Linked DNA regions of Homo sapiens: region 1 is linked to region 2. Evidence: chromatin contacts called from ENCODE Hi-C or POLR2A ChIA-PET data. All regions are on one chromosome and are shown on one strand. Each heading gives the region's core, a stretch centred on a gene start or an enhancer-like site at or near the end of the contact. The rest is flanking DNA. Distances are from core to core; before and after follow the strand shown. Region 1 overlaps IQGAP2 (IQ motif containing GTPase activating protein 2). Region 2 holds the start of F2RL2 (coagulation factor II thrombin receptor like 2).

The links. A loop is a pair of places that touch in the nucleus more often than their neighbours do. ChIA-PET counts read pairs that join two places held with the same protein, here RNA polymerase II (POLR2A). Pooled maps may share reads with other maps.
Region 1: a loop to region 2 is called in a pooled map, with 4 times the contacts of the local background. The contact joins the enhancer-like site here to the promoter of F2RL2 in region 2. A Hi-C loop is called at or near these places in 3 of 168 maps with a recorded cell type or tissue (A673, IMR-90 and chondrocyte) and 3 of 50 pooled maps. POLR2A ChIA-PET finds 5 or more read pairs at or near these places in 3 of 52 experiments (AG04450, CD8-positive, alpha-beta T cell and OCI-LY7).

Annotation. Positions count from the first base shown.
Region 1 is chr5:76,684,673-76,692,105 of GRCh38, reverse strand. The region is part of intron 30 of IQGAP2 (IQ motif containing GTPase activating protein 2); the gene reads right to left. Among named protein-coding and RNA genes, the nearest start is that of NCRUPAR, 24 kb to the left of the region's middle. Within about 2 kb of position 2,530, at least 5 of the 41 ENCODE cell types and tissues checked have a DNase peak (open chromatin) inside an H3K27ac peak, as active enhancers do.
Region 2 is chr5:76,618,839-76,625,571 of GRCh38, reverse strand. F2RL2 (coagulation factor II thrombin receptor like 2) reads left to right here and starts at 2,169. Exons shown (of 2, transcript NM_004101.4): 1 at 2,169-2,405. The coding sequence starts at 2,342. The region is part of intron 13 of IQGAP2 (IQ motif containing GTPase activating protein 2); the gene reads right to left. RefSeq lists a silencer at 2,094-2,388.

The DNA.
Region 1 (7,433 bases), core at 1,281-3,780, 66 kb before region 2:
AAGTTTGTTTAAATTATACATACACTGGTCTAATTGACATCTGAAGTTTCACTTTTACTGTAGTCCCGTTATTGCATTTAACTTTAGTTATTTCAGAGTCATTACATGATATCACTGAATGACTAATTTTTCTTCCTAAACTCTAGCAGGAAATGTTCATGTAGCATGAAATTTAGAAATGAGAACAAAATTTTCACATTTTGAAGGATATGGGCAACTACTCCCAAATGACAGAGAAAACCCTTCAAGTTAATTACAAATATATTACTTTTGAAAATAGGATAAAATCCAATAAGCCATCTGTAAACATCATTTTTCTCATTTCCTATTTATCAGAAGTCTGTGTGAAAAGAACAATCACAATGTGTCTTCCTTGCCTCCCTTCCCCCTAGCCTTTGGAGAACCATTTCCTCTGGCCCCATGACCCTTTGCTGCTGGGGATTTACAGGCTGTCTGGGAATGCACAGCTAAATACTCCACAGAGACTCAAAGGTGGGCCCACAGCTAATTACAGCCACGTGGGGGATGGCATGTTTCCTAAAGCGGCTGTGGCTGAGAAAGCAATGTATCCTTTCCTTCCTACACACCACCTTCCTCCAGCCATCATCATCAATGTATTAAACAGGAACACTGAGTTAAAAATAAAAGCTTTGGATGATTTAAAAAATGTCAATATAGTAACTTTCTTGTTTGAAATAGTATTCTCAGAACTAATTGTGATATACAGTTTCTAGGGAACTTCTAGTTCTTTAGAGAAGCTGTGCAATGACCAAATGACTGGAGTCAATAAAACGTGCCCCACCAAAGACAAAGAATGTTTATTTGCTCAAGAGTTGCTGGAGGACAAACTGCTCACACAGCCTGTTTCCCTTGGACTTCTACTGTACACCAGGCCTGTGGAATTCATTGCCAAAGTTCTACCTCAGACATAAGTAACCATCCAGTCCCATGACAGGGAACCCACCTCCCTCCCACTACAGTGTGTCTAGTGCTTAAGGACGACGGGGACGGACAGATTTAAAGCCAAATCTGTCTTGGCTTGGACTCTTGTTGCATATTAGCCATGTGGATTTGTGCAAGTTATATAATCCTTGTAGGTTTTGTTTTTTCGTTTATAAAACAGGAATCTCTCAGGACTGATGCAAGGATTGGATGAAAAGATCTAAAGCCTTCTGTGAGGTCTGGCACATGGTAAGCACTCACATGGTCGTTAAAGCTGTGCTGCCCATGATGGCCGCCACTGGCCACAGGTGGCACTTGAGCACTTGAGACATGGCTAGTACAAACTGAGATGTGCTGTGTGAAACACACACTGGATTTTGAAGATGTTGTATGAAACAAAGAATGTAAAATATTTCATCAATTTTTTACATTTATTACATATTTAAATATTTTTGGATATATTGGGTTAAATAAAATATATTATTAGAATTAATTTCATCTATTTCTTTTTAAAATAAGGCTTCTAGAAAAGTTAAAATTACATGTGGCTCATATTAAATTTCTTTTGGAGAGTACAATATTGGCACATTCCATTCTCAAACAGGAGCTCACTCTGAGAGGCCTGCCTTCCAGGGCCACCCAGTCATGAAACCTGGTTAGTCTTAGGACTGTGGCCCGGAGAGAGACCTTTGAAAAACAATCCAATCCCTGATTGTACAAATGTGGCAACTAAGACCTAAGAGACTAGAGCTGCAGGAAACAAGTCCAATTCCCTTTCCAAATCAGCAGCTCCTGAAAAACCTATAGAGAAATGCCAAGACTGTGTTCCTCTATCCCCTCTTCCACCATCTTTCCTTTTTCCAAGTGAAACCACTCAGTCCCTTAAAGCTCCTCACAATGGCATCTGCAGAGAGCTCACAGTCCTGCTCACATTCCAGTTACCAATGACCTTAATATGCATCCCCCTTCCCACCCCAGTCCAAATATAACATTCTGGATATGGTCTGACCAGCATAAATCAACTGCTTAGAGTACTGGCGCCAGGGCTCTTCAAATATGTAAGATAGGTTGATCCAAACCACGGGTCTTGCTCTCCCTGAATGAGGAGGTATCTAATTTTGAAAAAGAATTAAGAAAAAAAGAGAAAGAAATACACCAGGGAGTTTATTCATCATAGCTGTGCTCAAACCCCACTGTAGATAAATGAGCCCATACGGCGCTTGTAAGCTGGTGTGGCCCCTTGGGTTTGGCCACTCCATTCATATGGTATCTATTATTACCAGTAGCATTCCTGAAGCTCCCCCTCTGTCATCTGCTTATACTGTGCCCAAGGTTGAAAAGCAATCAGTGTTTGTGGAAACTAAGGAATATTTTCAGTATTTAACATCCTAACAAGATAATTTACATTATTAGCTCCAGACCTCAAATATCACCTTAGCCATTTAGTGCTCCTGCTAGTTTGGACCAAAAAACAAGGAAATCTTTCAGCTGGGATCATGGAACCTAAACTTAATCATGTGACAGGAAATTCTTAAGAGATGACAATTTAAGCACTCAAGCAGCTAAGTATGATTAAAAACCACAAATATTGCCTTCTACTTAAACACACATACTTTTGTGGGAAACTAAGCTTAATTAAGGCCATAAGGATCACATATTTTAAGTTGAATCATAAGTTATAATGAAAGGTTGACAACTGCATAGTTTTATATAATTTATGTGGTATTAATTATAATTTCATGTGATCATCATAGCCCTTCCTTTCCCCTCTCCTCTATATTATGGAGGAGAAAACTGATGGCGAGGCAACTTGCTGAGTTCCATGGTTAATAAGTGATAGATTGAGGCTATAACCCTATGTCATCCCTAAGACCCCTCGACTAGGTTTTTAGGATTCCTCGACCAGGTTTTTTTTTTTTTTTTTTTTTTTTTTAAATATCCCTGTGCTTGGTAGTATTAGAAAAATAGCAATAGCCCAAACTGAGGTTCTCTATTCTATAAACATACACAAGGGAAAAAGAAATAAATGTTTCTTCCTACTCCGATATGTGCCCTTTGTCCCTCCTCTTTGGCCTGGAAAGATGCTCCAGCCTCCGTTACTCAGTAACTGCTCAGCTAATAATTCTCATTATTTATTCTAAGATTCCTAAGAATGCAAAGAACAATGACCTTGCCCTCGACAAGTTGTAAAACTTTATGATCAAGAGTGTGGGCCCTGGAGGATTTCAAATCATGTGGGTTTGAATCTCTGCTCCACTTAGTAACTGTGTTACCCAGGAAAAGGTTTATACCTGTTCTGTGCCTAGTTTCCTCATCTGTAAAATACTGATAATAACCTCCACTCTCTTGGGGTTGCTGAGAATATTACATACATATTTTATACATGTTTATTTTAATATATATATATGCACATGTTATTCTCTTTCTCTCTTTACAGATTGTGGGTCCCTTTTTCAAAATGCTTGGGCCCAAAAGTGTTTCAGATTTTTTATCTTTTCAGATTTTGGAACATTTGCATTATATACTTACTGCTTCAGCATCCTAAATCCGAAAATTCAAAACGCTCCAAAGAGCATTTCCTTTGACCACTGTCAGCTCTCAAAAGGTTTGGAATTCTGGAACACTTTGCATTTGCACAGTATATAAAAACTGTCCCTGGCCATGGTAAGCACTACATAGGTGTTTGCTATTATCATCATCTTCATCTTCATCTGATGAGTAAGAATTATGAGACTAGCATGGAATTAAATTTACAAACATAATGATTAACAATGCCTCAAATTCTGCTACTGTGGGGGCCTCCATGAAGATGAGTTACTCATGACTGGAAAACTAGTGACATTGTAATTAAACATAAGGGCATTTCTGAAAGTTAAGAACACAATCTGTTTCACAAAAAAGCAGAATAGTTTTTTGATAGAGAAAAGCTAGGTATTTTCACATCCCAATTGCTCTGCATTTCATGTCTGTCCACTTCATAACTTATAAAAGTCATTGTCCGATTTTAGTTAAATTTGGTTCTCTAATGAATCTCAAGAACTATATCTTATGCTTGAGTTACAAATTCGGTTTATTAGCTTGGAAAAAAGTCATCCTGATGAGAGTGTTCAAATCAAAAAAGTCATCCTCATGAGAGTTCAAATCAATATTTTAAAGGAGTGGTCCCCAACCCTTTTGGCACCAGGGACAGGTTTTGTGGAAGACAATTTTTCCATGGACAGGGTGGGGGATGGTTTCGGGAAGATGATTCAAGTGCGTTACATTTATTGTGCACTTTGTTTCTATTATTATTGCATTGTAATATATAATGAAATAATTATACAACTCACCATAATACAGAATGAGTGGATGCCCTGAGCTTGTTTTCCTACAACTAGACAGTCCCATCTGTGGGTGATGGGAGACAGTGATCATCAGGCATTAGATTCTCATAAGGAGTGTGCAACCTAGATCCCTTGCATGTGGAGCTCACAATAGGGTTCATACTCCTATGAGAATCTACTGCTGCCACTGATCTGACAGGAGGTGGAGCTCAGGTGTTAATGCCAGCAATGGGGAGCAGCTGTAAATACAGGATGAAGCTTCACTTGCTCCCCTCCTGCTGTGTCGCCTGGTTCCTAACAGGCCATGGACTGATACTGGTACTTTTAGACTTTAGTTTCCTTGCCTGCAAGAAAAAGACTCAGTTTTCAGGTTCCCTGTCAATGCTGCACTTTGTAATTATCTGTTAGTATCAAGATTTTTTCAAATATGTACTTTAAAGGAAGTATATTTAGAAGCAGGGCTTGGCTAAAATCATAGAACTAATTCTATTGAACCTTTTGGGCAATATCCAAATTTCACTTTCAGGGATGGCTAACCAGTCAGTGTTGATTTCAAATTGTTACCTACATTGATCACTGGGCTGCTTAGTAAAGTGGTCGGCCAACAGTAAGATCTCACAGTATGCCAAGAGGAAGGCCTTTGAGCATAAAAGACTTAGGGCCTCTATTAAAACACTGGCCTCAAGCCTTTTTTACATAAATGGAAAAGTTGATCCTAAAATTCACATATAACTGCAAGAGACCTATTCAACTGCAAGACTAAAACAATCTTGAAAAAGAAGAAAGAAGTTGGAGGACTTCCGTATTTCAAAACTCATTACAAAGCTACAGTGATCAATATGGTGTGGCACTAGTACAAGGATAGACATATAAGTGAATGGAGTAGAATTGAAAATCCAGAAATAAAGCCATACATGTATTGTCAATTAGTTTTTGACAAGGGTGCCTAGACCATTCTATGAAGAAAGAATAGTCTGTTTAACTAATAGTGCTAGAACAACTGGACATCCACATGCAAAAGAATGAAGGTGGGGCCAGGAGTGGTGGCTCACGCCTGTAATCCCAGCACTTTGGGAGGCTGAGGTGGGCGGATCATGAGGTCAGGAGATGGAGACCATCCTGGCTGACATGATGAAACTCCGTCTCTACTAAAAACACAAAAAATTAGCTGGGCATGGTGGCAGACACCTGTAGTCCCAGCTACTTGGGAGGCTGAGGCAGGAGAATGGCATGAACCCAGGAGGCAGAGCTTGCAGTGACCCGAGATCATGCCACTGCACTCCAGCCTGGGCGACAGAGCGAGACGCTGTCTCAAACAAAAAACAACAACAATAACAACAAGAAAGAATGAAGGTGGACACCTGTCTCACACCACACACAAAAATGAACTCAAAAAGGGTTAATAGACCTAACTGTAAAAGCTAAAACTATAGAACCTTTAGAACAAAACATTGGGGTAAATCTCACAAGTAACAACAACAACAACAACAACAACAACAAAAAAAACAGATAAACTGGACTTCATCAAAATAAAAAAAAAAAAACATTTGTGCGGAAAAGGACATTATCAAGAGAGTAAAAAGCCCACACAAGGGGCAAAAATATTTGCAAATCATATATCTGATAATGGTCCAGTGTCCAGAATATATAAACAACTCTTACAACTGAGGAACAAAACCACAAACAACCTAATTTTAAAATGGACAAAGGAGTTAAATAGACATTTCTCCAAAAAGAATACATAAATACACAAGTGGATGACAAACATATGGAAGGATCCTCAACATTACTGGTCATTGGAAAAGTACAAACCAAAACCACAGTGAGATACGACTTCATATCTTCAGGCAAAAGTTCAAAGACATAGAGTGCAGACTAGTAGTTGCTAGGGGCTGGGCAGCAGCGGGGAATGGGGAATGACTACTTAATGGGTACAGGGTTCACATCTGATAAAAATGTTCTGGAACTAGACAACAGTGATGGTTGCACACTGCGAATGTACTAAATGCATGTACACTTTAAAATGGCTGAAATGGTAAGTTTTATGTGTATTTTACCACAATAAAAAATAAACCCACTGCTGGCTCTACATAGTGTGGTGATTAAAGAAGTGGATAGTGTTTGTTTCCAACACACTGGGGGGGACGGGGGAGAGCCACACAAGGGCAGAGGCTGGGTAATGGGTAAGGCAAACAGGACAATGTCCCAGGTTTCCCAGGCTAAGACACATTGCTTCCAGACAGGCCTGACTTTTATGGTTTTATCTTTAAATGTGATTTCCTAGAATTTGCAGAATCATGCAGACTCATGTTCAGGAATAAGTATAAATATATATGATATTCAGATTATCTGATACTTTGAACTACTCAAATGGTGATTCTCAGATATCATGCAGACATTGGAGTTGACTGGATTTAGAAAATGATGTTCAAATAGCAGACAAAACTAATTAAGAAAAAATTTCTTCCCATTACTTCTAAAGGACAAAGCTTATGAGATCATGGGATACTTGGCCTAATTTCATTTACATGGCAAAACCACACAATCTGTATTTCCAGTTATCTTTATAATTGGCACTTGTTCAGAGGAACCCAGGGTGTAGACTTTCTCCCCCTTTCTCTCCTGCCCTGCCCTGAATTGTCTCCCTGAAATTTTCATCTGCCTTGGTAATCTGTAGTCAAAAAGAACCGCCCTCAACTCTTGTGAGGCCAAGGGTGAGTCCTAGTCCTGCAACTTGGTTGCGGTCCTACTGTCGAACTGTGCTCTCCACCCCTGTAAGACAGGGGCTGTTTCCAGCTTACCCACTGTTGTATCCCAGCCTCAAGCCCAGCGCATGAACACAGAGTAGGTAGTCAAGCATTTGCTGCATGACCGAATGGAGCCTCAGATGATCTGAGGACAAAATCAACAAGCCTAAGAGAGGAACATATCAACACAGCACAGTGAAGAAGCTCTTCCTGTTGTTTTCACAGATGATTGAATGTTTAAAAAAAAAAATCAAGTGGAGATGAATGCTGTCTTCATTCACACTTCAAGCACACTTCAGCACATCAGTGGCAGGAGAGAAAGCTCTTGCCACAAATTAAAACCTCAGAACTCAGGACAGGTAGCTTGGAAGTAATATGTTTCGTATTGTTTCAACACATACTTGTTCCCTTTGTCCTCATT
Region 2 (6,733 bases), core at 920-3,419:
CTCTAGCTATGCGGCAGACTACAAGGGAAGCATCAGCAAGATTTTCCATTTCTTTCAAGAATGGATGGGGGAGGCTCAAACAGGAAGCCGGGTGGAAAGGGGAAGACTAGAGGAGGAAAAAAAGAGACAGGGAAGCAGGAGCTAATTTTTCTCTGTTTACAAGATCTAAGAGAACCCAACACTCCCCAGCTATAACCTAAAAACTAAGCTCTATGAGTTCATTTATGTGTCTCAGTTCTTTTGAAGGGTATTTGCCTTCCTTCATAACTTATCACTGTAGAAGATACACCACACAGATTTCTACCCAGATGAGAAGGCAGTAACAATCTTACTTCAAAGCTTAAAGTATTAGTCTTATAGGCCAAACTGAAGAGAGAAATTACAAATCAGATGAATTTAAGTCAACGGTTTAAATTATGAAACATTGAACTAACGATTACTAGAGTTAAATGTAAAACCAAAAGTAAAAGCTGAATCTTATCAATGTAAAGTCTGCTTTTTCTTATTTATTTTATTTTTGAGATGGAGTGTTGCTCTGTCACCCAGGCTTGCTCACTGCAACCTCCGCCTCTCAGGGTCAAGCTATTCTCCTGCCTCAGCCTCCCAAGTAGCTGGGATAACAGGCGCCCGCCACCACGCTCAGCTAATTTTTGCATTTTTAGTAGAGATGGGGTTTCACCATGTTGGTCAGGCTGGTCTCAAACTCCTGACCTCAAGTGATCCCCCCACCTCAGCCTTACAAAGTGCTGGGATTACAGGCATGAGCCACTGTGCCCAGCCAAGTCTGCTTTTTCAGTTGTTCACCAGAAGACTGAAAATAATAGTATATTTATGGGACGGCCACACCTCCACTTCAGTTAAACAGCCAGGTTCAACATAAGAGTTACAAATGAATTAAATGACCAGAAACTAGGCCATGTGCAAATCAAGTCATAAATTCCTGAATTTAGATAACTCCCAGAAAAGTTCTAATGAAACAAAAAAAACCTTTGTCAATATTTTAGGTTTTATATTTCTGCAATATAATAACATTCTATCTCAGTTTGTATAACCATATATTATGTAGTTGAAGTATTAAACACTGACCTTTGTAAAAATCTTGGTCTAATGTAATTTAATCAAGATGTGAAAGGTTTCCGCAGATCAATTTCTTCCTAGCATATCCCTAGCCTTTAAGTCTCATGTGAAATTTGTATTTTCTGATTCTTGCTGCATTTTGTAAAGAGCAGGCTGTGGGATGGTCAGGCTTCAAGTTTAAGTTTTATTAACTACAGAAAAATGTGTTATAATGCATTTTTTTACTGTATATTAAGTCATACTCTACAGAATATAACAATTCATAAAAGCTTATATGTTGTACAACAATGTGAATGTATTTAACATTACTGAACTGTACACTTAATACTGGTTAAGATAGTAAATTTTATGTTACGTATATTTTACCACTATTAAAAATATCTTATTGTAGACTTATTCACCAACACTCATGGAATAAAGGGAGTCCTCATTTTCATGATGTGCTATGATTTTAGTTTAACTGAACAGCGTTGTTTGGGAGGTTCCTCCAGTTATCTGACCCTAAGGGTTATTGAATGGCTCAAAACACATCAAGATAAGGCAAAAAAAAAAAAAAAAGCCTGAACAAACGCCATCCTCACCCGGCGAAGAAAAACCACCACCACTCAAAAGCCAGGTTCTGGCCAGGCACTGACGACAAACTGAAATCAATATTACATTGATGGAAAATTTTCAAAGTGATTCACCGCTCAATTTGAATTTCTTAAAAGTTTGTTTTCCATGATTAATTTATAATTATGTAAAGTGTTTAAGGATTAAGATTTGAAATAGCTGGGAAGATAAAGGAAAGGATAATTTATTAAGTAGAAATTACACTCTGGAACTGCATTTTTAAAACGGATAAGAAATGAAATGTGGGACAGATTCAAAACTTACTGCTGTTCAACATCTGTTTTTGGCTTAGTTCTGTAAAGGCCTGTGTAATTTCTGCCATTCTTTAAAAGCAAATCTACTAGGGGAGAATTACAGCACCTATTCAGAATAGATTGTTGGGGGTGGGTAAGAGTTAAATGCCTTTCTCCAGGGATAACGTAACACGTTCAGAGGCTTGGCCTGAGTCATGCTTACTGAAGCATCGAGTGGATTACATCCTTTCCCTGCGGAGGACCAGGGCAAGTTTCCTGCCTGCACGGCACAGGAGAGCAAACTTCTACAGACAGACCAAGGCTTCCATTTGCTGCTGACACATGGAACTGAGGTGAAATTGTGCTCCATGATTTTACAGATTTCATAACGTTTAAGAGACGGGACTCAGGTCATCAAAATGAAAGCCCTCATCTTTGCAGCTGCTGGCCTCCTGCTTCTGTTGCCCACTTTTTGTCAGAGTGGTAAGCAATTTTCTCAGGGGGTAGGATGGGGATGTGGGTTTCTGTTACAAATTAAGAGTCAACTGAACCTAGGTTTCTTTGCATCTCACACAAACTGTAAACCCCAAAGGCAGTTTGATCTTTATTATTAAAAGGTAGAATCATGGAAATGAACATCTATAGTTCATTCACTCTATTCAAACCTGGTCATAGACTAAGTGTTCCCTCCTGATGTTTAAAAATGTGTGGCATATTCAAGATTTTAGATGTCTACGATTAAGTCAGGGAGCAATTTTGAAAGTCGTTTTTGTGTTTGTAAGAATTTCTCTTCTGGTTAAGCAAAGATGGCACTTTTTCTAGGGATTAAAATATATATCCTGTGTTTAAACCTCTTGGTGAGACATAAATGGGAGAAACAAGAATACTGCCAGAAAGAGAAAGTCATCTGCTTTCAATAGCTGGCAATGCTAATAAGTCAGTATTTCCGAAATGAATGACCTTTTTTGACTTTAAGTGGGGAGTTCTCCCTACCCTCATATATGATTTTTTAATTTTAAAAATAAGGTCTCCCAAATACTATTATTCAACTTTGAATGTACTTTCCACTTTACCCATCACAATGTTAGCCTGAAACCTCCTGCTTTTTCCAAAAATAACAAATTTGGGATAGGTCTGTACCTGTTACTCTTTGTTAGGTCACACACTCCAGTCAACATTGTTAGGAGTGGGAGAGGCAAAGACTGGACATAGCAAGGGAAACAAAAACAGAAATCAATGCTTTCTAAAGGAACATTGCTTAAATTCACATTTGGAATCCCTGAGCGGTTGCAGAGAGCTCTAAGAGAATCTGTGGTGATTAGCAGTAAGCACATGTGGGATTTATGAATATAATAAGTGCACGCTCTTTCTGGGAGTAGATGGGCCAATATGTTGAGAAGCAGAATTGCAAAAGAAGCAAGGTTTTCGGGGGTGGTTCCTTCAAGACGCTAATAGGGTTTGATGGAGGTGAAAACGGGGGCCTCTGAAGGAAACAAAGAGGCAGTGAATTTGCTTTCTTCCATGGGGTGGGGGAGAAATGTGAAGGAAGAATGAAGCAAGCTTGTCCAACCTGCCTTATTTCGTTGTGGTTTTGTTTTGTTTTAGGCTTTTAGCAGCCTGAAGCCATGGTTTTTAGTTTCTGTCTCTAGAGGTAAATGGAAAAGAGGGATGAGGAAGGGGCTTTACTGGCTCAACTAGAAACAGAAACTATGAATCCATGACTGTATTCTCTCCCTTGGACACCCCTGAGAGGCCGGAGTTCATTCTCTTTGGATTAGTTCTTCAAGGCCTTTTCCCGGATAGAAAAACATTTCCGAAATATTATGCCCAATGGAAGCCTCTATAAAGAATTAAAATACAATAAAAAAATTTAACAATGAGTACAATTCATAAGGAAAACCAGGCTCTGAGGAATAAAAGCCTTATTTAAGTGGACCCAGATCTGGCATTCTCACGGAAAATGGAATCAAATCAACTTTTCCACAAAACACAGGCACTGTTTGGCATGTCTGGAGGCATGATGTCTTGCTAAATCCCAGAAACTTTCTGAAAACGGACAAACACTTGGTTTTAACAGCTTTTTAAAATCAGGCTAATAACTTGTACGGCATGCTCTTCAGGCACCATTCTCTAACTTTGTGCCTATCTTTAAAGGCACTTCTCTTTGGGTGATGTCAGATGCAAGAACTTTTCCAAAATGCAAAAGTGAGCAGAAGGGTTTGTGTGTCACACAACACAGCTTCTAAGATCACCTCTAAATACAGGCATAGAAGAATGCTGCCTCCCAAATTTTTCTTTCCTTTTCTTTAATCTACCTTTTCTTAAATGATACCTGATCACCTCCATACCCCTCAGTTACTAGGACACACCTCCTCTATTTTACACCGTGAATTCAGCTTGTGCAATCTCAGGTTTACGTGGAGGGTTTCCATTTCACCCGGGAGCTAACTGCTAGAGATTAAAGCAGGAAGAGAAACTGGCTCTGAATGAAACATAGGTTACTAAACACTAACTTCAAGTATTCAATATGGAGGAATTTTGAGGCCATGGGACAAGACATAATGGCGCAGTACTGGCATTTTAAATCGATAAGAATGAGGTTTATATTTGGCATAGAAGTCTATCTTAAAGGTAACATTAGAAATCTGGGAGAATCTATTTTCTATACATGTGAAAGGGTTACAAAAAGTTATATAATAATAAATGTTCAGGTTTGAGCTTTAAGATTTTGTTTTTGAAATTGCAGGAATTAGGATTATTAACATCAACATGCCAAGTAACACCAAATATTGATAGCATATAGTTGATGTGTTTCTATCTTTTAAAGAATTCATTTCCAACTTCTTAGGTCCTCATACCGATTTCATCTTCCGATTTTTCCTCCTTTGTTTCCTCTTCCCTTAAAATCTGTCATTACCCCTAAAGTCCACCTTTGGATTCTTTCTTCTCATAACTCCCCCTAGGCCATCTCAACCACTCCCATTAAATTAAACGAGAGCCTCCATGCAGACTACAATAAATCATGCCTCTAATTTGGGCTCCTGGAATTTTGGACCCACATCCAGTCTTCTAACCAGTTGCTGGACATTTTACACACTAATATTCCACCAGCAACTCATCCTCAGTCAGACTAAAAACAGATTGTAGCTTCTCCCCGATCCTGTCTCCTTGTCTCCCTCCAACTCAGTTAATGGCATCCTCTCCCTCCAAGTCATCTAGAGTAGAAACCTGAGTCATTATTGCTTCCTGCCTCTCCCTCACTGCACCCCAAAGCCAATCAGAACCAAGTCCCTTTAAGCCGCCATCAGAGTCTCACGTGTTCGCCTCTGCCTTTCCATAACCACTGTTCTAGCTCAGTAACTCACTGAGCTATGAATGATGACAGTAGCCTCCAAATCAGGTCCCCTTGCCTGTAATTTCTTACCTTTCCAATCTGTTCTCTACACTATTACCTAAGTCATCTTAAAAACAAGTCAAAATAACGGCTATATTCGTTTCCTACTGCTGCTATATCAAATCATTACAAACTGAGTGGCTTAAAATAACAGATTATATTTCTGGAGATCAGAGGTCTTAAAATCAAGGCTGTTGGTGGGGTTGTGTTCATTCTCGAGGCTCTAGGAGAGAATCGGCTATCTTGCTTTTTTCAGCTTCTAGAATCTGCCTGCATTCCTTGGGTTATGACCCTTTCTTCCATCTTCAAAGCCAGCAGCATAGCATCTTCAAATCTCTGACTTTGACAACCCTCTTACCTTCCCCTTATATGGACTGTTATGATTATATTTGACCCACCCAGGCAATCCAGGAAAATCTCATTTTAAGATCCTTAACTGGCCGGGCGCGGTGGCTCACGCCTGTAATCCCAGCACTTTGGGTGGCCGAGGCGGGCAGATCACGAGGTCAGGAGATCGAGACCATCCTGGCTAACATGGTGAAACCCTGTCTCTACTAAAAAAATACAAAAAATTAGCCAGGCCTGGTGGCGGGCGCTTGTAGTCCCAGCTACTGGGGAGGCTGAGGCAGGAGAATGGCGTGAACCCGGGAGGCGGAGGTTGCAGTGAGCTGAGATCGTGCCACTGCACTCCAGCCTGGGCGACAGAGTGAGACTGTCTCAAAAAAAAAAAAAAAAAAAAAAGAAGATCCTTAACTAAGTTAGATCTGCAAAATCCCTTTTGCTAGGTAAAGGAATATACTTGTAGGTTCCAGGAATTAGCAGGTAGAATCTTTGCGGGGGGCTACTATTCTGCCTAACACAATGGTCATTCCTCTGTTCAAAATTGTGTGTGCAATCCCATCATCTGTGAATAGACATATGATTTCTTAGGACAGTTTAGAGGCCCTTCAGGAATTTAGCTGTCACCCACTCTTTCAATTTCCTTTCTCAGCTGCACTTTATTCGCATAAGACAATGCATTTTTATGCATCTTCTCCACGAGTAGCATTACTTACAGATAGAAATGGATTTTATTTAAAACTTTACACCACTGACACATCAATGTACAATAAAAATTTGCTAAATCAACTTATCTGGCATTCCCAGATCCCATGATAGCCCACACTATGCTTCTGTCCATTCATCACCAGCAGAATCTTACTCATTAAATTCCATCTTTTTAGGAACCTTGCTAGTCTTTGCTCAAGTTCATCTTTTCCTTGACATTTTGCTCAAACATCTGAATCTATTAAGTATTGTCTGAATGCCTGTATAGTTTGTAGTCAACATGCCTATAATGTTCTGATGGGCTGTTTTTGTTTCTTCTAATAGTATTATAAACACTTTACATACAAGGACTGATCATTTAGTTTTTGTT